Regions from separate parts of the Homo sapiens genome. Here region 1 is linked to region 2. Evidence: chromatin loops called from intact Hi-C (ENCODE). Cell type or tissue: Calu3. All regions are shown on one strand. Links, peaks and the distances in the headings refer to the core of each region. The heading gives the core; the rest is flanking DNA. Region 1 has its middle 17 kb from the start of ZPBP2. Region 2 overlaps IKZF3 (IKAROS family zinc finger 3).

Region 1 (13,072 bases), core at 1,371-3,870, 61 kb before region 2:
CTAACTCCTGACCTCAGGTGATCCACCCGCCTTAGCCTCCTGAAGTGCTGGGATTACAGGTGTGAGCCACTGTGCCCAGCCAATACCTTTATTTTAATATGCTATCCTTCTTCTCTCTCCTTTCCAGTTTTTAATATACAGATTGTTGGTAGATAATTTTACAGTTTAGTCTTTAGGTAAGAATATTCAGTGGAACTGTGACTGAATTTGAGAAGTATTTAAAATAGCAATAGAAACAATGACTGTTGGGACTACATATCTTTACATTTTGGGGAAACAGCAAGTACTTTTAAGATGGATAGATGTATCTTCTTAGAATATAAAATTGTGGCCAGGTGAGGTGGCTCACGCCTGTAATCCCAGCACTTTCAGAGGCTGAGGCGGGAGGATCACTTGAGCCCAGGAGTTTGAGATCAGCCTGAGTTCTAGAGAGAGAACTTGTCTCCACAAAAAAATTTTAAAAATTAACTGGGTGTGGTGGCACGTGCCTGTAGTCCCAGATACTTGTGAGGCTGAGGCAGGAGGATCGCTTGAGCCCAGGAGTTCAAAGCCTGCAGTAAGCTATGATTGTGCCACCGCACTTTAGCGGGAGCAACAGAGACCTTGTCTCAAAAAATAAAAATTGTTTTGTCCATGAACAAGAGTTCAAATGTGTATAGAAAGGTGCATGTGGACGTCAAATAGCCAAAAGGTTAGACTGTGACAGTTAGCAACTTATTGTCTCTCAGCTCCAAATTCATCCTTTTTGCCTGCTCTATGAAAATGAATCTGGGCTCTGATAATATTTTTCCTTTGCCAGCTGGCACAACAATGAACTGTCAGAAAGGGGTGCTGGAGAGACACTGTAGGTTCTGAGTTCTTGCTTTGGCAGGCTCTGGTAGCATGTTCAACTTCTCCATTGTCCATACCCTGCAGTGCCTGGTGGCTAGCAGCACCACTGACAACTCCTCCTCCTTCTGTGGATTTATTTATTTATTTAGAGATGATGTGTCACTGTTGCCCTGGAGTGCAGAGGCACAATCTGGCTCACTGCCATCTCTGTCTCCTGGGTTCAAGCGATTCTCCTGCCTCAGCCTCCCAAGTAGCTGGGATTACAGGCACCCACCACCACACCCAGCTAATTTTTGTATTTTTAGTAGAGACAGGGTTTCACTATGTTGGCCAGGCTGGTCTCGAACTCCTGACCTCAAGTGATCTGCCCACTTTGGCCTCCCAAAGTGCTAGGATTACAGGCATGAGCCACCACGCCTGGCCTCCTTCTGTGGTTTTATAGCAGAGTGTCTCTAGTGAGAAACTTCCCTATGTACAGCTTTTCCTGGCACCGCAGAGGGTGGGTCTCTGACAAGTTCTAGAGAGTGTATTTTTAGCACGACAATGACTTTTCTTCCATCTGGTGACCCATGGTTATGCTCATTTTAACAAGCTGGACCTCAGCCCTAGGGGATGGTGGATTTTCTTAGACACTCTCAGTCCTAGTGGTATTGCCTTAAAAATATATGTATATCTGTTATTCCTCTATTCTTTAGAGTTCTCCTTACATCTTACTAGGCAATTCCTTATTATTCCAATCCCTTGTTACATTTAATAATTCCTCATATTAAACTTCCTCTAATCAAATTACTGTGTATTTTCTGTCTCGAGATTGGACCCTGACTGATGCACATACAGTTAATAGATGGAAAATAATACATATTGCCATATTAATGTAGTGGAATAGAGGAGGAATGGAATCAAATCTTCATGTGTTAACAGAATTTTTTAAAATATGGGTAAAGAAAGTTGCAAAGCATACGCATTACACCTTTGATGTAAAAATTAAATGATTACAAAACTTAAGGCCGGGCGTGGTGGCTCATGTCTATAATCCCCAGCACTTTGAGAGGCCGAGGTGGCAGATCACCTGAGGTCAGGAGTTCGAGACCAGCCTGGGCAATACAAAAATTGGCTGGGCATGGTGGTGCGCCCCCTGTAATCCCAGCTACTCAGGAGGCTGAGGCAGGAGAATCGCTTGAACTTGGGAGGCGGAGGCTGCAGTGAACTGAAATCATACCACTGCACTCCAACCTGGGCAACAAGAGCAAAACTCAGTCTCAGAAAAAACAAAAACAAAAACAAAGACAACCCCCACCCAACAACAACAAAAAACTTACATGGGAGGGATACCTACCAATTTCAGAGTGGTGATTAATTCTTGGGGGGGATAAGAGAATAGTGGTAGAAGAAAAGTATAAAGAGGCTTTAAATGAACCTGTAATGTTTTGTTTTTAAAGATGTGAAGTAAACAAAAAACTGTAAGAATATAATGAAAATGAAAGGCAAGAGTCCATAATCTGCAACTGAAACAATTTGGCAGAAAAAGGTCAGCCTAGATTACATTTGGACATCTTCTCTTCTGGATATTCTGAGCAGGTTAATACACAGGTAACCTAAGAACACATATCTTGGTAAGAATTTCAGGATAGTCTGCTTTGCAGCTGATAAGAAAGCCTAAGGTAAGATAAAAATGTCCGGTGACAACACACAGGCTCTTACAAGAGATTTTATTAATCATTGATTAGAAAGGTACATAAACTGTTAGCCTTTTATTCCCCAATAATACCTCTGATAGGCTAGCTAATATGTCCATAGAGGCTAAATGTTTGTGCTCTTGAAAGTTTGTAATCAGTGATTTTCTTATACTTCAATAAACTAATGCTTTCACATACGACCAGAAAATTTTACTAAATCTGAACTAAGTAGATCCATTAGTTTTTCTAACTGCTTCAGACAGAAACATTTACAATACATGAAGATATGGCACCTGCAGTTCAAAGCATTAAGCTATTAACACCACATACATGCCAAAATGGTTGTTGAAACAAGCAAATGAAAACCAAATGTTCATTAGTTTATTAATAATACACTAGTGTTGGAAAATACTCTTGCAGAAGTACAAAATACAAAATTCTCAATACTGACTCTTTTGGTAGGTACAATCCTGTGAAATGTGACTTCTAAGTACTACAAATGTACACATACAGAATCAAGATGAAAAAGAGGGAGGCCAGGTGCGGTGGCTCATGCCTGTAATCCCAGCAATTTGGGAGGCCAACGTGGGTGGATTGCCTGAGCTCAGGAGTTTGAGACCAGCCTGGGCAACACGGTGAAACCCCAACTCTACTAAAATACAAAAAATTAGCCAGGCATGGCGGCGTGCGCCTGTAATCCCAGCTACTCGGGAGGCTGAGACAGGAGAATCGCTTGAACCCGGGAGGTGGAGGTTGCAGTGAGCCGAGATTGTGCCACTGCACTTCAGCCTGGGCAACAGAGGGAGACTCCATCTCAAAAAAAAAAAAAAAAAAGGGAAAGGGTGGGATTTTTTTCAGCAGCAAATTGTAGGAATGCTGTTACAACTTCTGTTTCCATTGAATAAGTCAGAAGATATAATAACTTTGTTGCCATTTTAGGGCTTTGTGTCTCTGCTAATGAGATAAAGAATATTACATTCATTTAATTTTGTTGTTAATGGGTTAACATTTGCAAAATATTAATTCAACACAAGCTTTTAATTCTACTGTGTTATAATATTTAAATAGTTTACTATGGATCGGGGTTAGGGGATGGAAAAAGTGTGAATCAATGTATCAAGGGGCAAATATTATCTCTCTCTCTCTCTCTTTTTTGAGACAGAGTTTCATTTTGTCACCCAGGCTGGAGTGCAGCGGTGCGAGGATGTCAGTTCACTGCAACCTCAGCCTCCCAGGTTCAAGCAATTCTCATGACTTAGCCTCCCAAGTAGCTGGGATTACAGGTGTGTGCCACCACATCTAGCTAATTTTTTTTTTTTTTTTTTTTTTTTTTTAGTAGAGATGGGGCTTCGCCATGTTGGCCAGGCTAGTCTCAAACTCCTGGCCTCATGTGATCCGCCCACCTTGGCCTCCCAAAGTGCTAAGATTACAAGCGTGAGGCACCATGTCTGGCTTTTTTTTTTTTTTTTTTGAGACAGGGTCTCACTCTGTCGCCCAGGCTGGAGTGCAGTGGTGTGATCTTGGCTTGGCTCATCGCAACCTCTGCCTCCTGGGCTCAAGCGATCCTCCTACCTTAGCCTCCCAAGTAGCTGGGACTACAGGTGTGTGCTATCACACCCAGCTAATTTTTGAATTTTTTTGTAGAGACAGGGTTTCATCATGTTGCCCAGGCTGGTTCTGAACTCCTGGGTTCAAACAATCTGCCTGCCTCAGCCTCCAAAAGTGCTGGGAGTACAAGCATGAGCCACCATGCCTGGCTGCAAATATTCTCAAGATTCAAAATAAGTAGCAAGTAGGATATAACCACAAGTTTACCTCTGAATGCAGATTCAATTTAATCAGTTCAATTACTTATTACAGCTATAATGCATAGAAATGTGGGGGGCATTCAAAGGTTAGTATGAGGAAGTTCCTGCTCACAGGAGTTTATTCTAGTAGGGGATGGTGGGGAAAGGATACAGAAGATAGAAAAGACATTAAACCTAGATTCAGTGCTGGAAGAGATATTATGGATTTAATATAATCCTTTCATTTTACAAATAATGAAAGAGGCTTAAAAATGTTAAATGACCAGTCTGGGCAACATAGTGAGGCCTCATCTCTACAAAAAAAATTTTTTTAATCAGCCAGGTGTAGTGGCACATGCCTATAGTCCCAGCTACTCCAGAAGCTGAGGCAGGTGGATTGCTTGAGCCCAGGAGGTCAAGGCTGCAGTGGGCTGTGATCACACCACTGCACTCCAGCCTGGGCAAGGCAGCAAGATCCTGTCTCAAAAAAAAAAAAAAAAAGAAAAAGAAAAAGAAAAAAGAAAAAAAGTAAATTGTAACAAAAATGTGGTTCCATGCTAAAATTAGCAGTAGCAGACAATACATTTATGGAAGAAACTGATCAGTGTGGGTAGAAGTGTTGTGAATAACGTGGAAACAAAGATGGAAGGGCATTCTACATATGAGGAATAAGTGTAGTCTGTCTAGGAGAAAGCAAGATGAGTCTTGTTACAGAAAAGGGTTCAAACTGAAAAGACCTTTACATTCTTAGAGCTGGAAGAGAACTTAAGAGATTTAGTCCAATCTGTCCCCCAGTGTAGAATGATAGGAATCAAGGTGGAAAGGTCAATGGAAACCAGACCGTAGAAGGCTTTGGATGCCAATTTTGGGTTTAATCTTTTATGCCAGGGGTTGCCAGCCTCTTTTCCCCTCCTTTAGGAAGCTTTTTTTTTAAGACTTCCCCCCACAATTGCCTTCCCATGAAATTTTAATACCACAGATAAACTGTGTATCTGCTTGTGTAACGTGTGATCCTTTTTTTGTGTGTGTGACAGAGTCTCCCTGTTGACCAGGCTGGAGTGCAGTGGCACAATCTTGGCTCACTGCAACCTCCACCTGCCGAGTTCAAGTGACTCTCTTGCCTCAGCCTCCCAAGTAGCTGGGATTACAGGTGTGCGCCACCAAGCCCAGCTAGTTTTTGTATTTTTAGTAGAGACAGGGTTTCACCACGTTGGCCAGGCTAGTCTCAAACTCCTGATCTCAGGTGATCTGCCCGCCTTGGCCTCCCAAAGTGCTCTGATTACAGGCATGAGCCATTGTGTCCAGACTCGTGTGACCCTTTGAAGAGCCACAAACATATGAAAAAATGCTCAACGTCACTAATCATCAGGGAAATGCAAATTAAAACCACAATGAGATAACACCTTACCCCAGCCAGAATGGTCATTATTAGAAAGTCAAAAGACAATAGATGTCAGTGTGGATGTGTTGAAAAGGGAACACTTATACACCGCTGGTGGGAATGTAAATTAGTACAACCTCTATGGAAAACAATAGCAGATTTCTCAAAGAACTAAAAGTAGACCAACCATTCAATCCAGCAATCCCACTACTGGGTATCTACCCAAAGGAAAAGAAGTCATTATATGAAAAAGACACCTGCACGCATATGTTGTTTGTTTGTTTGTTTGGAGATGGGGTCTCACTCTGTCATCCAGACTGGAGTGCAGTGGCATGATCATGGCTCACTTCAGCCTCTGCCTCCCAGACTCAAGTGATCCTCCCACCTCAGCCCCCTAGAAGGAGCTGGGACTACAGGTGTAAGCCACCAAGCCTGGATAATTTTTTGTATTTTTGGTAGAGACGGGGGTTTGCCACATTGCCCAGGCTGGTCTTGAACTCCTGAGCTCAAGCAATCCACCAGCCTTGGTCTCCCAAAGTGCTGGGATTACAGGGTGAGCCACTGCATCCAGCCAGCATGCATATGTTTATTGCAGCACAATTCACAGTTGCAAAGATATGGAACCAACCTAAGTGCCCCTCAACTGACAAGTAGATAAATAAAATGTGGCATGTATACACCATAGAATACTACTCAGCTATAGGAAAGAACAAAATAATGTATTTTGCAGTAACTTGGATGGAATTGGAGGTCACTATTCTAAGTGAAGTAACTCAGAAGTAAAAAACCAGGCTGGACACAGTGGATCATGGTTGTAATCCCAGCACTTTGGGAGGCGAAGGCAGGCAGATCACTTGAGGTCAGGAGTTTGAGACCAGCCTGGCCAACATGGCAGAACACTGTCTCTACTAAAACTACAAAAATTAACTGGGCATGGTGGCGCATGCCTGTAATCCCAGCTACTTGGGAGGCTGAGGCACGAGAATCACTTGAACCAGAGAGGCAGAGGTTGCAGTGAGCCGATATTGCACTACTGCACTCCAGCCTGGGCAAGTGAGACTCTGTCTTAAAAAACCAAAACCAAAAAAAAAAAAAAAAACCCAAATACTGGCTGAGTGTGGTGGCTCACACCTGTAATCCCAGAAATCTGGGAGCCCAATGTAGGTGGATCACTAGAGCTCAGAAGTTCGAGACCAGCCTGGGCAACATGGCAAAACCTGGCTCTACCAAAGAAAAAAAAAATTAGCTGGGTGTGATGGTGCATGCCTGTGGTCTCAGCTACTCAGGAGGCTGAGGTAAGACGATTGCTTGAGCCCAGGAGGTGAAGGCTGCAGTGAGCCGAGATCGTACCACTGCACTCTGGCCTGGGTAACAGAGCAAGACCCTGTCTCGAAACAAAAAAAACAAAACAAAACAAAACAAAATACCATATGTTCTCATAAGTATGAGCTAAATAATGAGTATGCAAAGGCATACAGAGTGGTATAATGCGTATGAGTATTGGAGACTCAGAAGAGGGGAAAGTGGAAGGGGGATGAGGGATAAAAAACTACATATTGGGTACAATGTACACTACTTGGGTGAGGGGTGCCCTAAAATTTCAGACTTCACCACTATACAATTCAACCATGAAACCAAAACCACTTGTACCCCTAAACCTATTGCAATAAAATTAAAATAAAATGCCTAAAAGTAGCATCAACATGTCATTAGAAGTAATAAATAGCTCTATGCCAGAGTAAAATTGTCTATTTCAAGAGACAAAACTGTAAATATATAACACACTTAGAAAACCACGGCAGGATACATAAGCAGTACTGGTAAAATTTAGCCCCCAATATGCGGTGGAATTAGAACTGCTTTATTTTGGAAAGATACAGTTTGAGTATCCCTAATTTGAAAATCTAAGATTTGAAACTTTTCTAAGTGTCAACATGATGTTCAAAGGAAATACTCATTGGAGCACTTTTGATTTCGGATTAGGGATGCATTTTTGATTTTTGCATTAGGGATGCTCAACCAGTAGATATAATGCAAATATTCCAAAATCTGAAATCTGAAACACTGCTGGCCCCAAGGTTTTTTGTCTTTTTTTTTTAAAGAGGGTCTTGCTCTGTCACTGAGGATGAAGTGAAGTGGCATAATCATAGCTCAGCCTGTGAGTAGCTGAGACTACAGGTACATGCCACCATACCTAGCTATTTAATTTTTTTTTTTTTGTAGAGACGGGGTCTCACTATGTTGCTCAGGCAGGTCTCAAACTCCTGGCCTCAAGTGATCCTCCTGCTTCAGCCTCCTGAAGTGCTGGGACTACAGATGTTAGCCACCATGCTTGGCCCCAAGTATTTTGAATAAGGGATACTCAACCTGTATGGTGATTGGAAAAAGTAATGAGATATATTTATCAATGTTAATTAGCAATCTGTTATAGTTATGCAGGAAACAAAGCCAGCTCACAGTGAAAATAAAACATCACTATCTTGACAGAAAGTCCTCATTTCAGAATAGCTACCTATCAGCAACTGGTTATCATTAGGTTAAAGGAAGAAAAAAAAGTATACCATGCTAACACTGATCAAAGGAAAGCTCGAGTAGCTATATTAATTTTGGACAAAGTAGATTTCTGAACAAGGAAAATTATCAGGGATGAAGAATGGTATTACATAATGATAAAGGGGTCAATTCTCCAGGAAGACATAACAGTCGTTTATAGGTGCCTAACAACAGAGCATCAAAATAGGTGGGTTAAAAACTAACAGAACTGCAAAGAGAAATAGACAAACCCATTATTATCCTTGGAAACATCAACACTCTTCTATCAGTGACGGACAAATGCAGCAGGCAGAAAATCGGTAAAGATATAGTTGAATTATGGCATCATCAATCAACTGGATCTAATTGACATTTACAGAATCTCCATCCACCAATAGCAGAATACATATTCTCCTAAAGCTCACATGAAACATTCACCAAGATAAACAACATTCTGGACATTGTTAACAGAGTACCTGAGCAAAAAATTTTTAAGAGATGCTTATGTTGCCCAGGCTGGTCTCAAACTCCTGGCCTTAAGCGATCCTCCTACCTCAGCCTCCCGAGTACTGATCACATTTAAAACAATAAAAGCAAGCCGGGCCTGGTGGCTCATGCCTGTAATCCCAGCATTTTGGGAGGCCGAGGCGGGCGGATTGCAAGGTCAGGAGTTCAAGACCAGCCTGGCCAGTATGGTGAAACCCTGTCTCTACTAAAAATACATAAAAATATTAGCCAGGCATGATGGCGGGCGCCTGTAGTCCTAGCTACTTGGGAGGCTGAGGCAGGAGACTCGCTTGAACCCGGGAGGCAGAGGTTGCAGTGAGCTGAGATTGCACCACTGCACTCCCTGTGGGCGACAGAGTGAGACTCCGTCTCAAAAAAAAAAAAAAAAAAAAATCCATACACAGTAAGCCTGAAGACCACAATGGAATTAGACTAAAAATCAATAATGGAAAGATAGCTGGAAAATTAAAAGATATTTGGAGATTAAACAATAGGCATCTAAATAACACATGGGTCAAAGAAATCTCAAAAGAAATTTTAAAATATTTTAAACTAAACAAAAATGAAAATACAACTTATAAAAACTTGTAGGATTCAGCAAATGTTTAGAGGGAAATTGATAGCATTGAATGCACATATCAGAAAATAGGAAAAATATAAAATCAATAATCTAAGCATGTGCCTTAGATTAGAGGTACAAGTTTCTGGAAACTACAGGAAGAAGAGCAACATAAACCTAAAGCAGGCAGAAAAAAAGAACTAATAAGAATTAGAGCAACAATCAATTAAATTGAAAGCAGGGAATCAACAGAGAAAATCAAGGAAACCAAAAGCTGGTTCTTAGAAAACATCAGTAAAATTGATAAAACTCTGGCCAGGCTAACCAAGAAAAAAAAGGGGAAGACACAAATTACTAATATCAGAAATAAAAGAGGGATTATCACTACTAAACATTAATGTCATTAATGACATTAAAAAGATAATAAAGGAATATTATAAATAATTCTATAATTTGATAATTGAGATGAAATGAACAAATTACTTAAAGGACAAAACCTACCAAAATGTATACAAGAAGAAACAGATACTCTGAATAGGTCTAGATCTATTAAAGAAATTGAATTTTTTTTTTAATTTTTTATTTTTATTTATTTTTTTTGAGACAGAGTCTTGCTCTGTTGCCCAGGCTGGAGTGCAGTGGCGTGATCTCGGCTCACTGCAACCTCTGCCTCCTGGGTTCAAGCAATTCTCGTGCCTCAGCCTCCTGAGTGGCTGGGATTACAGGTGCCCTCCACCACGCATGGCTAATTTTTGTATTTTTAGTAGAGACGGGGTTTCACCGTGTTGGCCAGGCTGGTCTCCAACAACTGAGCTCAAGTGATCTGCCAGCCTCGGCCTCCCAAAGTACTGGGATTACAGGTGTGCACCACCATGTCCAGCCAGAAATTGAATCAATAATTAATAACCTTCCAAGACAGAAAGCATCAGGCCCAGATAGTTTTGTTGTTGTTGTTGTTGTTGTTTTGGTTTTTAGTGGCTTAAAACAACACAAATTCCCCAGGAGTTCAAGATCAGCCTGGGCAATATAGTGAGACCCTGTCTCTAAAAAACAAAACAAAACAAAATCACAAAAATTTGCCATCTTACAATTGTGTAGGCCAGAAATACAATATGAGTCGCACTGGGCTAAACACAAGGTGTTTGCAGGACTTTGTTCCTGTTTGGAGGTTCTACAGAAACCATTTCCTTGCCTTTTCCAGCTTCTAGAGGCCACCTGCACTCCTTGGCTCATGGCTGTCTTCCTCTGTGTTCAAAGCCAACAACATAACATCTCTCTGACTCTGCTTCTGCCATCCCCACCTCTTTCTCTTTCTCATTTGTTTCCTTCTTCCTGTTTCATAAAGACCCTTGTGTTTACATTGTACCCACCAAGATAATCAAATATAATCTCCCTATTTTAATGTTTAGCCACCTTAATTCTGCGTAACTTTATTTAATTCACCTTTACATGTAATTTAACATATTCACAGGTTTTGTGGATGAAGATGTGGACATCCTTGAGAGGCCCTTATTCTGCCTGCTACACTATTCCAGCCCCTTCACTATGATTTTTAAGTACATTCTAGTATTTGTTAGAGGCCCAGACAGCTTTACTGGTGAATTCCACCAAACATTTAAGAAATAAATGATACGTATTCTCTATAATCTCTTCCATAAAAACTGAAGCAAAGGGAATACTTCCTAACTCATATCCTATGAGGCCAGCATTACTCTAATACTAAAACCAGATAAAGATATTACAAAAAGTAAAACTCCAGACTAATATATCTCATGAACATAAATGCAAAAATCCCTAACAGAATATTAGCAAATTAAATCCAACAATGTATAAAAATATTTATTCACATAGCCGAGAAGGATTTATTCCAAATATGCAATGCTGGTCCAACATTTAAAAATTAATTAATGTAATCCATAACATTAACAGGCTAAAGAAAAATCATATGACCATATCAATAAATGCAGAAAATGCATTTGACAAAATCTACTACCCATTTGTGATAAAAATTCTCAGCAAACTAGGAATAGAGGGGATTTTTTAACTTAACAAAGAAAGTCTACAAAAAGTCTATAACTAACATCACACTTAATGGTGAGAAACTAGATGTTTTCCCTTTCTTTTAGACTGGGCATGAGGCAAGGATATCCCCTCTCACCACTCTTATTCGACATTATACTCAAAGTCCTAGCTGATGCGATAAGATAAGAAGGAAAATAAAAGGTATACAGATTGGAAAAGAAGAAATAAAACTGTCTTTGTTCACAGATGATATGATTGTCAATGTAGAAAATCCCAAAGAATAGGCAAAAAATTCCTGGAACTAAGTAATTATAGTAAAGTCACAGGATATAAGGTTAATATACAAAAGTCTATTGCCTTTCTATATAACAGCAATGAACATTTGGACTTTGAAATTAAAAGCACAGTATCATTTATATTAGCATGAAAAAATTAAATATTAAGGCATAAATATAATAATAAATGTACAGGATGTATATGAGGAAAACCACAAAACTCCAATAAATCAAAGAATATCTAAACAAATGGAGAGATATTCCATTCATAGATGGGAAGACCTAGTATTGTTATCATGTTAATTCTCCCCAACTTGACGTATAGATTCACTGTAATCCTAAACAAGCTCCAAGCAAGTTATTTTGTGGTTATCAACAAAATGATTCTAAGGTTTACATGGAGCAGCAAAAGACTCAGAATAACACCAAACTAAAGAGCAAAGTCAGAGGACTGACGCTACTCAAATGTGAGACTTACTATACAGTAATCAAGACAGTGTGGTATTGACAAAATAATAGACAAAATGATAATGGAGCAGAATAAAGAGCCCACACATAGACCCTTACAAATGTAGTCAACTAATCTTTGACAAAGGAGCAAAGGAGCAAATGTTATTCAATGGAGAAAGAACAGTCTGTTCAACAAATGGTGCTGGAACAATTGGATATCAATATGCAAAAAAATGAATCTAGACATACAATTTATACTTTTCATAAAAATTAACTCCAAATGGATCTTAGACTTACATATAAAACATAAAACTATATAACTTCTAGAAGATAACAGGAATATCTAGTTACCTTAGGTTTGGCAATGAGTTTTCAGATATGACAACAAAGGCATGCCATGAAAGAAAAATTATCAAGTTGGATTTTATTAAAATTAAAAACTTCTTCTCTGTGAAAGGCATTGTTGAAGGAATGAAAAGCTGAAGGAATAAAGCGAAAGAATTTTTTTCGCAAATTTTCACAAAGAATGTGAAAAAATCTTTGCAAACTTGTATTTAATTAAAAATTTGGAAAAAAAGAAAAAAAAAGATGTCACCTTGTCAGATGTCAGTCAGCTCAAGCTGGTTGATAATGTTGTCTATGTCTTCTACATCCTTTTGGTTTTTGTACCAGCTGTTCTATCAATTATTGAGAGTACATTATTGAAATATTCAATTATTGTTATCAAGTTATCTATTTTCCTTTTTTTAATTCTTTACATTTTGACTTGAATATTTTGAAGCTCTGTTAGGTGCAGATACATTATTTCTTCTTGATGTATTTAACCTGTGTTCATTATGAAATACCCCTTTCATGCTGAGTAGTACTTGCTTTAACATCTATTTTGCCTGATATAGATATATTCATTTGACCTATATTATGGTTACTGCTTATATAGTGTCTATATTTTTTATTTTTACTTTGGGACTATTAGTGTCTTTGAATCTGATGCATTTCTTTTGCAGGTAGTGATGGTTGAATTTTTCTTTTTACTCAGTCTGTCTGACAATTTC
Region 2 (17,272 bases), core at 8,643-11,142:
GGCTTAACAGCAAATTAAGATGACAGAAGAAAGAGTAAATGAACTTGAAGATATGAAAATAGAAATTATTCCTTCTGAATATCAGAGAAAAAAGCATTGTGGGGAGATAAAACAACAATGTCTCAGGGAACTGTGGGAAAATATGAAAAGATCTAACACACATATAATTGAACTTATAGAAGGAAAAGGGGAGGAGAATGGAACAGAAAAAATATTTGAAGAAATAATGGCTGAAAATTTCTTAAGTTTGGTGAAAAACGTAACTGTACAGATTTAAGAAGTTCCATGAACCCAAGTGGGATATATGCAAATAAAATTACAGCTAGGAATATTATGGTCAAACTGCTGAAAGCCAAAAGTAAAGAGAAAAATCTTGAAAGCACTTAGAGAAAAGGAACACATTACCTATAGGAAAACAACAACACAAGATATCACTGACTTCTCATCAGAAACAATAGAAGACAGGCCAGGCGTGGTGGCTCACGCCTGTAATCCCAGCACTTTGGGAGGCTGAGGCAGGCAGTTTATGAGGTCAGAAGACCGAGACCATCCTGGCTAACAAGGTGAAACCCCGTCTCTACTAAAAAAAAAATACAAAAATTAGCCAGGCATGGTGGTGGGCGCCTGTAGTCCCAGCTACTCGGGAGGCTGAGGCAGGAGAATGGCATGAACCTGGGAGGCAGAGCTTGCAGTGAGCCAAGATTGCACCACTGCACTTCAGCCTGGGCAACACAGTGAGACTCCGTCTCAAAAAAAAAAAAGAAAAAGAAACAATAGAAGACAGAAGACAGTGGAATGCCATCTTAAAAGAGCTGGAAGGAAAAAAAAACTGGGCCAGGTGTGGTGGTTTATCCTCTAATCCCATTTTGGGAGGCTGAGGTGAGAGGATGGCTTGAGGCCAGGAGTTTGAGATCAGCCTTGGCAACAAAGCAAGACCCTGTCTCTAAAAAAAAAAAAAAAGTTTTAAGAAAAAAACCCTGTAAACTCAGAATTCTATATCTAGTAAAAATATCCTATAAGATTGAAGACAAAGTAAAGACATTTGCAAATAATTGAAAACAAGAAAAGTCCCTCAGATAATTGCACTATTAAAAATGCTAAAGTTCTTTAGACTGTAGGGACGTGATACCAGATCAGAACTCAAATCTTTATGAAAAAATGAAAAGCACCAGGCCAGGCACAGTGGCTCACACCTGTAATCCTAACACTTTGGGAGGCTGAGGTGGGAGGATCATTTGAGCCCAGGAGTTTGAGACCAACCTGGGCAACACAGTGAGACCCCCGTCCCTACAAAAGAATTTTTTTTAAATTAGCCAGGCATGGTGGTGCTTCTGTAGTCCTAGTTACTTGGGAGGCTGAGGTGGGAGGATTGCTTGAGCCCAGGAGGTCGAGGCTGCAGTGAACCATGATTGTGCCACTGCACTCCAGCCTGGCAACACAGTGAGACCCTATCTCAAAAAAAGAAAAAAAAGGCACCAGAAATGTTAAATATGTGGGTAATTAGAAAGTACTATTTTTTCATTTTAATCTTTAAAATACAATATGACTATTCAAAGCAAGAATTAGCATTGTATGGTAAGGTTTAAAGTATATGCAGATGTGATACATATGACAACTATAGTATAAAGGTTGGAGGGTAGGAAATGGGCCTAAATGGTTGCAAGCTTTTTACATTTTATGTGAAGTGTATAATTTTAACTCTAAGAAGCCTGGAAAATTAAAGATATATTTTATAGTCCCTAGAACAGAGAGAAATAGACAAATCAACAGTCATATTTGGAGATTTTAATACTCCTTTTTCAGCAACTAAACAACTAGTCAAAAATTAGTATATCCATAGATCTGAATGACATTGTCAACTACCTTGATTTAATTAACATTTATTAAACAGTACACTTGAGAACTGCAGAATACCTAGAAGCAGTTTCTCCACTACTTATTGAATCTCCCCCTGTTTCTGCCCACCTGCCTCCACTCCCGCCTCCACCATGTCCATCAGGGTGACCCAGAAGTTCTACAGGGTGTCCACCTCTGGCCCCGGACCTTCAGCAGCCACTCCAACATGAGTAGGCCTGGTGCCTGCGTCAGTTCCTCGAGCTTCTCCCAAGTGGGCAGCAGCAGCAGTGTCCAGGGTGTCCTGGGTGCCAGCATGGGTCTGGGTGGAGGCTATGGCCGAGCTGGTGGTTATAGGAGGCATCACAGCCATCATGGTCAACCAGAGCCTGCTGAGCCCCCTTAAGCTGGAGGTGGACCCCAACATCCAGGCCGTGTGCACTCAGGAGAAGGAGCAGATTAAGACCCTCAACAAGTTTGCCCCCTTCATCGCGGTTCCTGAAGCAGCAGAACAAGATGCTGGAGACCAAGTAGAGCCTCCTGCGGCAGCAGAAGACAGCTTGGAGCAGCATGGACAACATGTCCAAGAGCTACATCAACAAACCTCCGTGGCAGCTGGACACTCTAGGCCAGGAGAAGCTGAAACTGGAGGCAGATCTTGGCAACATGCAGGGGCTGGTGGAGGACTTCAAGAACAAGTACGAGGATGAGATCAGTAAGCATACAGAGATGGAGAATAAAATTGTCCTCATCAAGAAGGATGTGGATGAGGCATACATGAATAGGGTGGAGCTGGATGGAGTCTTACCTGGATGGCAAGCTTACAAGATCAGCTTCCTCAGGCAGCTGTATGAAGAGGAGATCTGGGAGCTCCAGTCCCAGATCTTGGACACATCTGTGGGGCTGTCCACGCATAACAGCTGCTCCCTGGACACGGACGGCATCATTGCTGAGGTCGAGGCCCAGTATGAGAAGATCGCCAACCGCAGCCAGGCCAAGGCTGACAGCATGCACCAGATCAAGTATGAGGAGCTGCAGACCCTGCCTGGGAAGCACAGGATGACCTGCGTTGTACAAAGACGGAGATCTCCAAGATAAACTGGAACATCAGCCGGCTCCAGTCTGAGACAGAGGGCCTCAAAGGCCAGAGGGCTTCCCTGGAGGCCGCCATTGTGTATGTGTGGGGAGCGGTCCATTAAGGATGCCAATGCCAGGGGGTCCAAGCTGGAGGCCGCCCTACAGTGGGCCAAGCAGGACGTGGCGCGTCAGCTGCTCAAGTACCAGGAGCTGATGACCATCAAGCTGGCCCTGGACATTGAGATCGCCACCTACAGGAAGTTGCTGGAGGGCAAGGAGAGCCAGCTGAAGTCTGGGATGCAGAGCATGAGTATCCATATGAAGACCACCAGGGGCTACTCAGGTGGGCTGAGCTCAGCCTACAGGGGCCTTACAAGCCCTGGCCTCAGCTATGGCTTGGGATCCAGCTTTGGCTCTGGCGGGGGCTCCAGCTCCTTTGGCTGTGCCTGCTTCTCTAGGGCTGTGGTTGTGAAGAAGATCAAGACCACGATGGGAAGCTGGTGTCCCAGTCCTCTGATGTCCTGCCCAGGTGAAAGGCCATAGCAGCCCCTCCCAGCCTACCCCCTCCCATGGCTTCTCCAGAGCCTGTGGAGGAGGCCACTGTGCAGGGGAGTATAGGGAACAGGAGACCCACCTGAGGCTCAGCCCTAACCCTCAGCCCACCCATGGGGAGTTTACTGCCTGGGATACCCCCCTTGCCCATGCCTCCAGCTACAAAACAATTACATCATTTTTTTTTCCTCCAAAATAAAGCCTCAGCCAGATCTGCAAAGCAAAACAAAACAAACAAAGAAAACCAACAAAAACCAGAACATACATATGTCTCAACTACACATGGCACATTCACCAAGAACACCAGTCTTAATACTTTTAAAAGGACTACAGTCACACAGACTGTGTTCTCTGACTGTAGTGCAATGGAATTTGACTTCAATAACAAGTTAGCTAAAGAATTCCCGAATTCCCCCAAATATCTGGAAATTAAACACTTATAAATAACCAGTGGATCACAGAAGACTCGAGGGAAATTAGAACTGAATTATAATCAAAACATCAGCATTTATGAGATGCAGCTAAAGCAATGCTTACAGGAAAACTTATAGCTTTAAATGTTTACAATTAGAAAAGAAGAAAGGAATAAAGTCAGTCACTAAAATTTCACCTTAAGAGGGCAGAAGCAGAGTAAGTTAAGCCCAAAGTAGAGGGAAGAAGCACTTTTGAACAAGTTCTAGTTTCACTGTGTTGAAACTAGATATATGCCTCCTACCCTATAACCCAGTAATTCCACACCTAGGTATTGACTCAAGAGACATGAAAGCATATGACCACAGAAATACTTGTGCAAGGATGATCATGCTCCAGTCTAATCATGAGAAAAACAAACACATCCCAGTTGAGGGACATTCTACAAAATACCTGACCAGTACTCAAAACTGTCAAGATCATCAAAACAAGGAAAGTCTGAGAAACTGTCCCAACCAAGAGGAGCCTAAGGAGACAAGATGACTAAATGTAATGTGGGATCCTGGAAGGGATCCTGCAACAGAAAAAGGACATTAGATGAAAACTAAGGAAATCTGAATACTTAGATAGTAATAATGTATGAATATATATTCATTAATTATAACTGATGTACCATACTAATATAAGATGTTAATAATAGGGGAAATTGGGTGTGGGGTATATGGGAACTCTCTGTGCTATCTTTGCAATTTTTCCATAAATTTAAAACTACTCTAAAATTTAAAAGTTTATTATTTTAAAAAGGAATATCATAGTAGTTTGACTTATAAATAGCCCAAACTGGAAACAGTCTAGGTGTCCATCAATAGGAGAATGGATAAACAAACTGGGATATTCATATGGAATACTACTTAGCAATAAAAAAGAATGAACTACTGATAAACACCACAGAATGGATGTATCTCAAAACATTATGTTGAGTGAAAGAAGCCTCGGGCAAAATAATTTATACCATATGTCTGTGTGATTCTGTTTTTATGAAGTTCTAAAATAGGCTAAACTAATCTATGGTGGAAAAAGTCAAAACAGTAGTTGTCTCTGGAGTATGTGGGTGGGAATTGACTAGGAAGAGATGTGAGGGAGCTTTTCTGGGATGATGGTAATGTTCTGTATCTTGATAGGGGTTTGCATTACATGAGGATATGCATTTTTAAAAACTCATTGAATGGTACACTTAAGATCCATGCATATCACTGTATGTAAAATTTACTTTTTAAAATCTTGTAAACAGATATTGAATTTTAGTTAATAATAATCATGCTGAAATGTTAGGACTGAGGTATACTGATATCTGCAACTTATTTTGCAATGCGTTGAAAAAGCTGGATCGATGAATGGATTGAGAGATGAATGGGTGGAAACATATGTGAGAAAGCAAAAATAGCAAAATGTTAATTGTAGAATCCAGAGGGTGAGTAATGGATGTTCAACTGTGCAGTTCTTTTTTTAAAATTTTTTATTGATACATAATATTTTACATATTTATGGGGCACATGTGATATTTTGTTACATGCATAGAATATATAATAATCAAGTCAGGGAATTTGGAATGTTTATCACCTTGAGTATTTATCATTTCTATGTGTTGGAAACAATTCAAGTCCTCTCTTCTAGCTATTTTGAAATATATAATACGTCGTTGTTAACTATAGTCACCCTACTCTGCTGTCAAACATTAGAGCTTATGCCTTCTATGTAACTATATGTTTTACCCATTAACTAATCTCTCTTCATCCCCCATTCCCACCCACACACCCTGTCTATCATTCTACTTTCCACCTCCATGAGATCAACGTGTTTACTGTCATATATGAATGAGAACATGTGATATTTGTCTTTCTGTGCCTGACTTATTTCACTTAACATAGTGACTTCCAGCTCCATCCATATTGCTGCAAATGACATGATTTTATTCTTTTTAATTGCTGAATAGTATTTCATTATATATATGTACATATATATGTACATATATATATATATACCACTTTGAACTCTTTTTTTCTATGTGTTCATAATAAAATATTGGGGAAGAATAAAGAATATATGAAATTATTTCTAATGGAACCCACTTTTTGCATATTGTTCTTGGTGTAAGTAGATCTCTGGCAGAAAGTTCTTAGAGTAACATTGCTGCATCAATATTTTTTTTTCATGCTCCTTGAAAGGCTTTTAGGGAGAATATAGAGAAAGAGTAATCTTGCTCTGAAAGAGGAATTCTGCTGTTAAGTTTTCCGAAATGGTATCCCTTATTAAATTTGGAATGCTCAAACCTGTAGAAATGTACCCTAAGTAGCTAATATTTATAACCTCTTTCTTTTCAGATATACAAACAAATGCGGAACTGAAAAGCACTCAGGAGCAGTCTGTGCCCGCAGGTAACATCAGGTCTTTCCTCTCTGGAAATATACCTTTACTAAAAAAAATACCAAAGAGAGAGGAATGTGCTTATTCTGGTTGCAGTAAAAATGCTATGGAAATGTGTGTGTGTTTTTTTTTAAATATGGTTGTCTGTTGCTGATGAAAAAATAACTCATCCATTTAGATCATGTAAGTTCTTTAGCATCTTAGGGCCAAACATACACTACCTAATGTTGATCACTGTTTGTTTGTTTGTTTGTTTGTTTTTGATTTTTCAGCTCATTGCTCTGAAGACAGTTTTTGTTGAATAATATAGTAGCTTGTATTTGAATGACTTGCGATTTTTACTGTAGAACAGTGGTCTGCAAACTTTTTTGTAAAGGGCCAGATAGTAAATATTTAGACTTTGCAGGCCACATATGGTCTCTGTCACGTATTATTTTTTGTATTTCTTACAACCCTTAAAAAATGTAAAAACCATTCCTACCTCTTGGGCCCACACAGAAGCAGGCTATGGTCAGACTTGTACCTCAGGCCATAGTTTACTGATCCCTGCTCTAGAATAAATTATAAACATTTACAATAATTTATTTCCTGAAAATAACTTCTGTGTCCTCCATTGATTAACTCACTGTGTGAATCAAAGCTTACATTATATTACAAAATTTAATTTATCACTGAAATGCCTTTTTGTGTTACTGTAACTTGTAATCACATCTTTCTTTCTTTCTTTTTTTTTTGAGACGGAATTTCGCTCTTGTTGCCCAGGCTGAAGTACGATGGTGTGATCTCGGCTCACCACAACCTTAGCCTCCCGGGTTCAAGCCATTCTCCTGCCTCAGCCTCCTGAGTAGCTGAGATTACAGGCATGCACCACCATGCCTGGTGTATTTTTAGTAGAGGCGGGGTTTCACCACGTTGGTCAGGCTGGTCTCGAACTCCCAACCTCAGGTGATCCGCCCGCCTCGGCCTCCCAAAGTGCTGGGATTACAGGCATGAGCCACCGCACCCGGCCAATCACATCTTTTAACTGAACCTAAATCTCATATTAATTGTTTAGGTGTCCACTATATTTTAGTCATTTCAGGCTTGAGAAAAGTGAACCATTGTTTAGAATGGTATCTTAGAGTTCACAGAGTATACATCATAATATGCAGAAATTAGAAACTTCAGATATTCATAAATCAAACACTGAGTCCATGGTGACCACATTTTCAGGGGCTCTTAGTGATGGGTTTTGTGAAACGTGTTTCTCTTTCGCTCCCGCGTGTGTTTGGTCATGGCTCAGCTGAAAGGAGTGCCACTGCAGAGCTTCTAGTTACCTCCCTACTTCAGCCCAGCCTCAGTGCCACAGGATTCAGTGTCTTTGACTATTTTTTATATTAATGGGAACTCAGCAAATATTTTATTGAAGATTGGGAAGGAGTTAGATAAAAAGAGGGTAACTTTTCAGTTCATTTCTTCTGCTATCATCTTTTTGTTAAGCTACTATGCCTATATGTGAAAATAATTCCAGTTGCATTGTTCCTTTTTCTTCTAGTATTATCAATATTTATTATACATTTCTCTTAAACTTATTTTGTAACAAGTTTGCTGTTTGTTTAAGCATGTCTTTATTATGTCTGCTCCCTTTCACTTATGAACTTTAATAACACTTTGTATTTCCTTTATTTAATCCTTTGTCTGAGCCTACCATGTGTTAGAGTTGTGGGCTTCTCTTATCTATATCTCAAAGTATGAGCTCCTTGAAGACATAATGACTTATTCATATCTGTAGCCTTGTCAACATTCAGTAAATGTTCAAACAAATAAAGAAACTTGGGGTCCAATATGTTTTCCACAGAATCACATTTATAATGTGAACAGAAGGGAAAAACAGAATTTGGCATACAGAAAGCTTACAGATCTTCCTCCTAGGAAAGCATCTTTCCCAAATTAGGTTATGCCAGTGTTTGCACGCTTAGTATTTCTGGTCACTACTTTGTCATAAATAGCAATGGCATCCTACTGAATATCGTGAGATATACCAATGGAGAGATAGTTTTTCTCCAGAAGGAACATGAGTGCCCTTTAACTCAGATGAAAGAAATATTCAAGAAAGTTGTGTGTATTCAGAGGGTACATGAACCCTGGGCATATTTCTTTTCTCTTTTTTTTTTGTTTGAGACGAAGTCTCACTCTGTCACCCAGGCTGGAGTGCAGTGGTGCTATCTTGGCTCACTGCAACCTCCACCTCCCGAGTTCAAGTGATTCTCCTGCCTCAGCCTCCCGAGTAGCTGGGATTACAGGCATGCACCGCCATGCCCAACTAATTTTTGTATTTTTAGTAGAGATGGGGTTTCACCATGTTGGCCAGGCTGGTCTCGAACTCCTGACCTCAGGTGATCTGCCCATCTCGGCCTCCCAAAGTGCTGGGATTACAGGCGTGAGCCACTGCGAACCCTGGGCTTATTTCTAAACCTCAAGAGTTTTCATGTATACATCCCTTTTGGGTATGTGTGAAGGGGTACTATCTGTCACTAAAGGATTGTGTGAAGCTGAAAGTTAAATGGGGGTCTACTTAATATATATTTATAAAAATCCTTTAACGTTGAACCACATACTTAAAATTCCTTTTATCTTTTAGAAAGTGCAGCGGTTTTGAATGACTACAGTTTAACCAAATCTCATGAAATGGAAAATGTGGACAGTGGAGAAGGCCCAGCCAATGAAGATGAAGACATAGGAGGTGAGCCGTAGTGTGCAGACTAAACACTGATGCCTGTAGATATTGCTTAGGCTTAGTGTAGAGAAGAAATCAGCTCTCCAAGGAAAACTTGCAATTGTAGGTTTAGTTAGGAGTGATTCTGTTTTGTTAATTTCACAAATATTTGCATTTCATAGTTGTAGGTTATCAGCAAATTTTGAGAATTTAAGGTGCTTATCCAGTGTTCCAATTATATTAACTTCACTTAAAACATGATGTTTGACTATTTTCCATTATAAAAGTAATACATGTTTATTGTAGAAAGTTTGTCTGGGGTGTTTTCTGACACCAACAAACCAATTTTCTGGTTTTCCGACAATGACTTGGTGTCCAACAATTCAATTCAATTATTATTATTATTTTTTTTTGAGACGGAGTTTCACTTTGTCGCCCAGGCCAGAGTGCAGTGGCGCAATCTCGGCTCACTGCAACCTCCGCCTCCCATGTTTTAGTGATTCTCCTGCCTCAGTCTCCCAAATAGCCGAGATTACAGGCGCCCACCACCATGCCCGGCTAATTTTTGTATTTTTTTTAATAGAGACGGAGTTTTACCATGTTGGCCAGGCTGGCCAGGAACTCCTGACCTCAAGTGATTGCCAAACTCAGCCTTCCAAAGTCCTGGGATTACAGGCATGAACCACCATACCCAGCCCACTTCAATTCAATTCTGATTGTAATTCCTGATGTTTGCGTAGACCGCACAGGTTACAGGCTCAGTCTCACAGTACTGCACAGTACTCTCCCTACTTTAGACAACAGTCTCAAGTACCAGGTCCCCAGGTTACCTGCACTTTTGTCTGACTTAGCTACAAAATCGGGGACTCCCCTCCACATGTTTAATAATTTGCTAGGATGACTCACAGGACTTGTTACATAACTCATTTATTCATTCCTTTACTCTCAGCTACTCTTCCTCCTTCTTACTGTTTATGCCCAAACTTTCCCACCTTTGGGAGGAATATTAGGTTTGACCACTGCACTGGTCTAGATCGTAGGCAGCAATACTAGTCTAGCAAGCACCTCTCCCTCAGTCAACTCCCATACATACAGGATAGGGTTACACAGGTACGGAACTAGTGGGCTATTTCTACCACTAGGCAATACATCTGCATTCAATGTTAACCCCAATTTTGCCAGATGGGGTAAAGGCACAGCCTGCCTCATCAGGCCCTTAGGAGTTCTGACATAAAGGTTTAAAGCTACGGTTACACTTTCTTGCTTTAGAAATCATCTCTGTTTCTGGCACTTGTAATTACAGTGCTGGTATTGCAACCACTGCATCTGGTAGGAAAGAGAAAGCTGATGTGACAATGTAGGGAAGGAAAAAAAGAATAGTCATCACACCAATATCCTCCTCTTTGGCAAGAATTGTATAGTCATATCAGCATCCTCCCCCACCTCCTCTTCCCTAATCCACCAGAAAAACAGAGGAATCTACCTAGTGGGAACACTCCCTTAGCTCATTTCAATGTGACCTCACACTTGTGCAAATGCATAAACCAACCCTTCACACCTATACCTTACCCTATTTTAGATATCTATCAAACTACTACTCTGAGGAGGATAGCTCTTTGCCCATTGTTTGACATTATGGGCTGTAAGTAGAGTGCTCCTTAGTCTAAAGAAATGTGGCTCAGCCATTCAAATTGGTGCAATATCTTCTGTTCTGGTTCTTTCGTGGTACTGACCATTTGTGTATACAACCAGGTAAGCAAAGCCCCTTCCAGAGTCTGTGTTTATCCCCGTCAAAAACAATTTATAGGTTGGGTGCAGTGGCTCACACCTGTAATCCCAGCACTTTGAGAGGCTGAAGCAGGAGGATCTCTTGAGCCCAGGAATTTGGGCCCAGCCTGGGCAACATGGTGAGGCCTCATCTCTATAAAAAAAAATTATAATAATACAAATAAATTAGCCAGGTGTGGTGGTGTGTGCCTGTAGTCCCAGCTACTCAGGAGGCTAAGGCTGGAGGATCACTTGAGCCTGGGAGGTTGAGGCTGCAGTGAGCTGTGATCCTGCTACTGCACTCCAGCCTGGGCAACACAGTGAGATCCTGTCTCAAAAGAACAACAACAGGCCGGCCGTGGTGACTCACACCTGTAATCCCAGCACTTTGAGAGGCTGAGGCAGGTAGATCATTTGAGGTTGGGAGTTCGAGACCAGCCTGACCAACTGGTTAAACCCCATCTCTACTAAAAATACAAAAATTAGCCAGGTGTGGCGGTACTCACGTGTAATCCCAGCTACTGGGGAGGCTGAGGCAGGAGAATTGCTTGGACTCGGGAGGCAGAAGTTGCAGTGAGCCAAGATTGCACCACTGCACTCCAGCCTGGGTGACACAGTAAGACTCCATCTCAAAAAAAGAACAAAAACAAAAATGATTTGTAGCCCTTGGGACTACCAGCATTGGCTCTTCAATGCAATCCACTTGCCAACTATGTGTGGGGTCTTCCCCCTGGGGAATCTTCCCCATAGTCACCTATAGTAACTGTCTCTCTTATTGGCAGACATAATAGTTTGTTGCTATTTTGTGCCTCAGGAGGTCCAAGGGAAATATGTCCAAATTCAGCCCATCTTCTGCAGTGGCTGTAGCATCCCCCATCCTGTCTACTCATTTTATGGACCCACGTGCTCACCTCAAACACGCACACTGTGATACCTACTAATTGGTTCTGATCAGCTTCCAAATCTGGAAGGGGGGTCTTTTACCGAGCATTGACATGTCCTACTTTAATGCACCCCTCAAATTCCCATAGTGATTTCCACAGGGCTTTGTCCCATATGAGAGTCCCTTTAATATGCCAAGTTTCCATTGCACTCTTGCCTTACCACATGGCCAGGCTGTTGGCCATTGCCCATGAATCAGAAACTGAAACATATGGGCATGTATCACTGTTCAGTTCTTCCATCACTTCTAGGAAAACAGCAGATTATTCAGCTCACCAAGCTGATTTGTTTTTACCTTCTTTAATTACAGTTGTGGTGTTCCAAACAGGATGTTGTCCATTTACCTTAAAACTACCATCCACAGCCAGGCATGGTGGCTTATGCCTGTAATCCTAACACTTTGGGAGGCCAAGGCAGGAGGATTGCTTGAGCTCAGGAGTTCAAGACCAACCTGGGCAATATAGTGAGACCTCGTCTCTACAAAACATTTAAAAATTAGCTAGGCATGGTGGCATATGCCTGTGGTCCCAGCTACTTGGGGGACTGAGGTGGTAGGATCGTTTGAGCCTGGGAGGTTGAGGCTGTAGTGAACCCTGATCGTGTCACTGCTCTCTAGGCTGGATGATAGAATGAGACCCTGTCTCAACAAACAAAAAAACTACCGTCCACAAATCAAGCATCTCTTTGTTGGTCAAAGACTACTTTATAGGGCACTGTCTAAGTGATGATAGAATCCAGCAGCTCCTCACATAGTTCCAAAGTCAATTGTAGGGGAAAAGAGGATCCCTGCCCCTGAGTATATCATCCTTTCATTCCTAAGGTACCATGATTCTCTATAAACTATTTCTATGTTATTATAGAACTCTTCTGGGCAATGCTCTCCCCATTAGAACACTTCTCTGACATCACCCAAGACTTCGTTGATATTTTAGGTTTTAAAATTATTTTTTTGTCCTTCAATCATAAGAGCAATTTCAATTAATATTCAATAGCAGGCTAATAATTTCCCCTCAAATGGAAATTCTCTGGTCCAAAATCCAATTGTTGTCATTGCTGGAAAGTACTCACAGGTTTTTGCCATAAGCCATTACCCAATTCTCACACACCAAGCCTATATTTCACCTACCCTAAGTCATCCCAGGGCCAGATACCAGTCAACCAGAGACCATCTCTATGCTTTAGAGCCCACCAGAATTATTAAAACTAGCCAATCCTAAACTGTTTACCCAGCCCTGCCTTGCCTTTTCCACAGAAACCCCAATTAAGGCTCTGACCTAAGGTTTTTCCTCATTCCTCTTTTCTGCCTCCTGACCAACACTGGTGCTTTCTCCTGTGATCTTGCATAGCACATAATAACCACCTCTCTGGGACCTGTGAATGTGATAAACTTCTTTCTGGGCCTTGTTCTAATTTTCTTTGTGTCCACACTGACTTTACCATATCATATCTGACATGTACATTCTTAAGACACCACTTAACCGTGGCATTTACCATGACCTGGTGTATTAGTCTGTTCTCATGCTGCTATGAAGAAATACCCAAGATTGGGCAATTTATAAAGAAAAGAGGTTTAATTGACTCACACTTCCAAATGGATGGGGAAGCCTCAGAAAACTTACAATCATGGCAGAAGGCAGCTTTTCACAGGGTGGCAGGAGAGAACGAGTGCCAGCAGGGAAATGCCAGACACTTATGAAACCATCAGATCTTGGCCAGGTGCGGTGGCTCACACCCGTAATCCCAGCTCTTTGGGAGGCCGAGGCGGGAGGATCACGAGGTCAGGAGATCGAGATCATCCTGGCTAACATGGTGAAAACCTGTCTCTACTGAAAATACAAAAAATTAGCCAGGTGTGGTGGTGGGCACCTGTAGTCCCAGCTACTTGGGAGGCTGAGGCAGGAGAATTGCGTGAACCTGGGAGGCAGAGCTTGCAGTGAGCCAAGATCACGCCACTGCACTCCAGCCTGGGTGACAAAGCGAGACTCCGTCTCAAAAGGAAAAAAAAAAAAAAGCCATCAGATCTTATGAGAACTCACTCACTATCACAAGACCAACATGGGGGAAACCACCTCCATAATTCAATTACCCCATTATTCAATCCCACCGGGTCCTTCTCACAACACGTGGGGATAATGGGGGTTACAATTCAAGATGAGATTTGGGTAGGGACGCAGCTAAACCATATCATTCTGCCCTGGCCCCCATTCAAATCGCATGTCCTCATATTTCAAAACACAATCATGCCTCCCTAACAGTCCCCCAAAGTCTTAACTCATTCCAACATCAACCCAAAAGTCCAAGTCCAAAGTCTCATCTGAGACAAGGCAAGCCCCTTCTGCCTATAAGTCTGTAAAATCAAAAGCAAGTTAGTTACTTCCCAGATACAATGGAGGTACAGGCACTGGGTAAATATACCCATTCCAAATGGGAGATATTGGCCAAAACAAAGGGACTACAAGCCCCATGCAAGTCCGGAATCCAATAGGGCAGTCATTAAACCTTAAAGTTCCAAAATGATCTCCTTTGACTCCATGTCTCACATCCACGTCACGCTGATGCAAGAGGTGGGCTCCCATGGCTTTGGGCAGCTCCGCCCCTGTGGCTTTGCAGGGTACAGTCCCCTTCCCAGCTGCTTTCACGGGCTGGCGTTGAGTGTCTTGCAGCTTTTCCAGGTGCACGACACAAGCTGTCAATGGATCTACCCTTCTGGGGTCTGGAGGATGGTGGCCCTCTTCTAACAGCTCCACTACACGGTGTTCCAGTGGGGACTCTGCATGGGGGGTTTTACCCTACATATCCCTTCTGCACTGCCCTAGCAGAGGTTCTCCATGAGGGCTCCACCCCTGTAGCGAACTTCTGTCTGGACATCCGATGTTTTCATACATCCTCTGAAATCTAAGCAGAGGTTCCCAAACCTCAATTCTTGACTTCTATGCACCCATAGGCTCAACATCACATGGAAGCTGCCAAGGCTTGGGGCTTGTACTCTCTGAAGCAACAGCCTGAGCTGTACCTTTGCCCCTTTTAGATGCAGCTGGAGCAGCTGGGACACAGAGCACCATGTCCTGAGCCTGCACAGAACAGGGTGACCCTGGACCCAGCCCAGGAAACCATTTTTGCCTCCTAGACCTTTGGGCCTGTGATGGGAGGGGCCGCTGTGAAGGTCTCTGATATGCCTTGGAGCCATTTTCCCCATTGTCTTTGTAATTAACATTAGGCACCTCATTACTTATGCAAATTTATGCAGCTGGTTTGAATTTCTCCTCAAAATGGGTTTTTCTTTTCTATCACATTGTCAGGCTGCAAATTTTCCAAACTTTTATGCCCTGCTTCCTCTTGAACGCTTTGCTGCTTAGAAATTTCTTCCACCAGATACCTTAAATCATCTCTCTCAAGTTCAAAGTTCCATAGATCTCTAGGGCAGGGGCAAAATACTGCCAGTCTCTTTGCTGAAGCATAGCAAAAGTTACCTTTGCTCCAGTTCCCAAGCAGTTCCTCATCTCCATCTGAGACCACCTCAGCCTGGACTTCATTGTCCATATCACTGTCAGCATTTTGGTCGAAACCATTCAACAAGTCTCTAGGAAGTTCCAAGCTTTCCCACATCTTCCTGTCTTCTGAACCCTCCAAGTCTCTAGGAAGTTCCAAACTTTCCCACATTTTTCTGTCTTCTTCTGAGCCCTCCAAACTGTTCCAACCTCTGTCTTTTACCCAGTTCCAAAGTTGCTTCCACATTTTTGGGTATCTTTATAGCAGCACCCCACTCTCTGTGGTGCCAATATACTGAATTAGTCCACTCTCACACTGCTATGAAGAAATACCCAGCTGGGCACGGTGGCTCATGCCTATAATCCCAGCACTTTGGGAGGCTGAGGCAGGCAGATCATGAGGTCAGGAGATCGAGACCATCTTGGCTAACATGGTGAAACCCTGTCTCTACTAAAAATACAAAAAATTAGCTGGGCGTGGTGGTGGGCACCTGTAGTTCCAGCTACTCAGGAGGCTGAGGCAGGAGAATGGTGTGAATCCAGGAGGCGGAGCTTGCAGTGAGCCAAGATCGCGCCACTGCACTCCAGGCTGGGCAACAGAGCAAGACTCCATCTCAAAAAAAAAAAAAAAAAAGAAAGAAATACCCAAGACTGGGTAATTTATAAAGAAGAAAAGAAGTTTAATTGACTCACAGTTCTGCATGGCTGGGGAGGCCTCAGGAAACTTACAATCATGGCAGAAAGTACCTCTTCACAGGGTGGCAGAAGAGAGAGTGAGTGCCAGAGGGGAAATATCGGATACTCATTAAACCATCAGATCTTGTGAGAACTCACTCACTGTCACGAGAACAGCATGGGGGAAACCACCTCCATGATTCATTTACCTCCCACTGGGTCCCTCCTATGACATGGGATTATGGGGCTTACAATTCAAGATGAGATTTGGGTGGGGACACAGCCAAACCATATCACCTGGGTAATGGGCATATTCAATGTGTGAATCTTGATTATCACAAAGCCAGTTCCACATGGCTTGCATATGAAGCATATCAGCTGCTTCATCTGGGGTATTCCAGTTGGCATTGAAAGGGGAAGTCAGATAGTTCCCTTTCTCAGGGTAAATAGACCTTATAATGGCTCTTATCTGGTCCACCAGGTCAGCTGTTCCCTTAGGAATGACCTGCTCTGTGTCTGGATCATGTGTAGCCATCTGTGATTGTTCCATAGTGAGCTGTGGATCCTATATAAACCCAAACATGCTCTTCCACTCTGAAGCATTTAAAAGCCAAGATACTGCCCCTAAATTATTTATTCTTACAATTCATTTTAGTCAAAATTCTTTAGGAAGCTGATGGTACTGATCTACAAAATAAAGTAACTCTTTCACACTATACCCCCTGGTTTCAGTAGTTTCTTGGTTTTGCCCTCCCCTACCTGGACTCTCTTTTTGGTGACCAGAGATCTTAGAGGTATTTTCTGTTTTTCCCACATATTTTTTCCATTAGAGGCAGCTTTGGGTCTAGCATCCGAAGTTCAGGCCCACCAGAATCTGAGCGTGGTTCAGCATCAAGGTCCAACCCAACACTCTTTTTAACTTTCATTTTAGCTGTTGCAGATAACAATAACCATTGGATTGTGTATTTCACTTTTTTCTTATTAGTTTGCATTTCCTTAAGCATTCAGTGAACCAGCTCCCCAGGAGTTGGGTTCATCTTTAAATTTCACTGGTAACTTTTACCTTTAGTAACTGATCACAGCCCCTTTGCTGCTCCTTAGGTGACTATATGGCCACTCAGGAATCAAAATTTCCTCATCCCCTACCCTTTTATTTTATCCTTCCAAACCATATGTTTCTGTGAGCCTGGGCTGATCTAGCAAATCCCACTCCAATTCTGGGGTGTTTTCCATCCACAACCAAATCTCTAGGCCATTCCGTTGTTGGGTGTCCAACAATTCAATTCAATTCTGATACTAACTCTGAGAATTAGTACAGACCACACAGGTTAAGGGCTCAGTCCCACAGACCGCCCCTACTTCAGACACCAGTCTCAAGTACCAGGCCCTCAGGTGACCCACACTTCTT

The links. A loop is a pair of places that touch in the nucleus more often than their neighbours do. Peaks named below come from ENCODE experiments on the same cell type or tissue, not always from the same donor. Only the 100,000 strongest peaks of a DNase experiment are listed, where the experiment ranks them.
Region 1: a loop joins it to region 2, with 2.2 times the contacts of the local background. A loop is called at or near these places in 2 of 110 quality-filtered maps.

Annotation. Positions count from the first base shown.
Region 1 is chr17:39,878,910-39,891,981 of GRCh38, reverse strand. No RefSeq gene overlaps it. Among named protein-coding and RNA genes, the nearest start is that of ZPBP2, 17 kb to the right of the region's middle. In Calu3, for the core only: no CTCF peak of the experiment used is centred there; DNase peaks (open chromatin) are centred at 1,951, 2,481, 3,161 and 3,731.
Region 2 is chr17:39,821,134-39,838,405 of GRCh38, reverse strand. IKZF3 (IKAROS family zinc finger 3) reads left to right here. Exons shown (of 8, transcript NM_012481.5): 2 at 6,255-6,308; 3 at 8,918-9,019. It also overlaps the pseudogene KRT8P34. Among named protein-coding and RNA genes, the nearest start is that of IKZF3, 35 kb to the left of the region's middle. RefSeq lists an enhancer at 2,511-3,010 and a silencer at 14,464-14,664. In Calu3, for the core only: no CTCF peak of the experiment used is centred there; DNase peaks (open chromatin) are centred at 9,005, 9,865 and 10,975.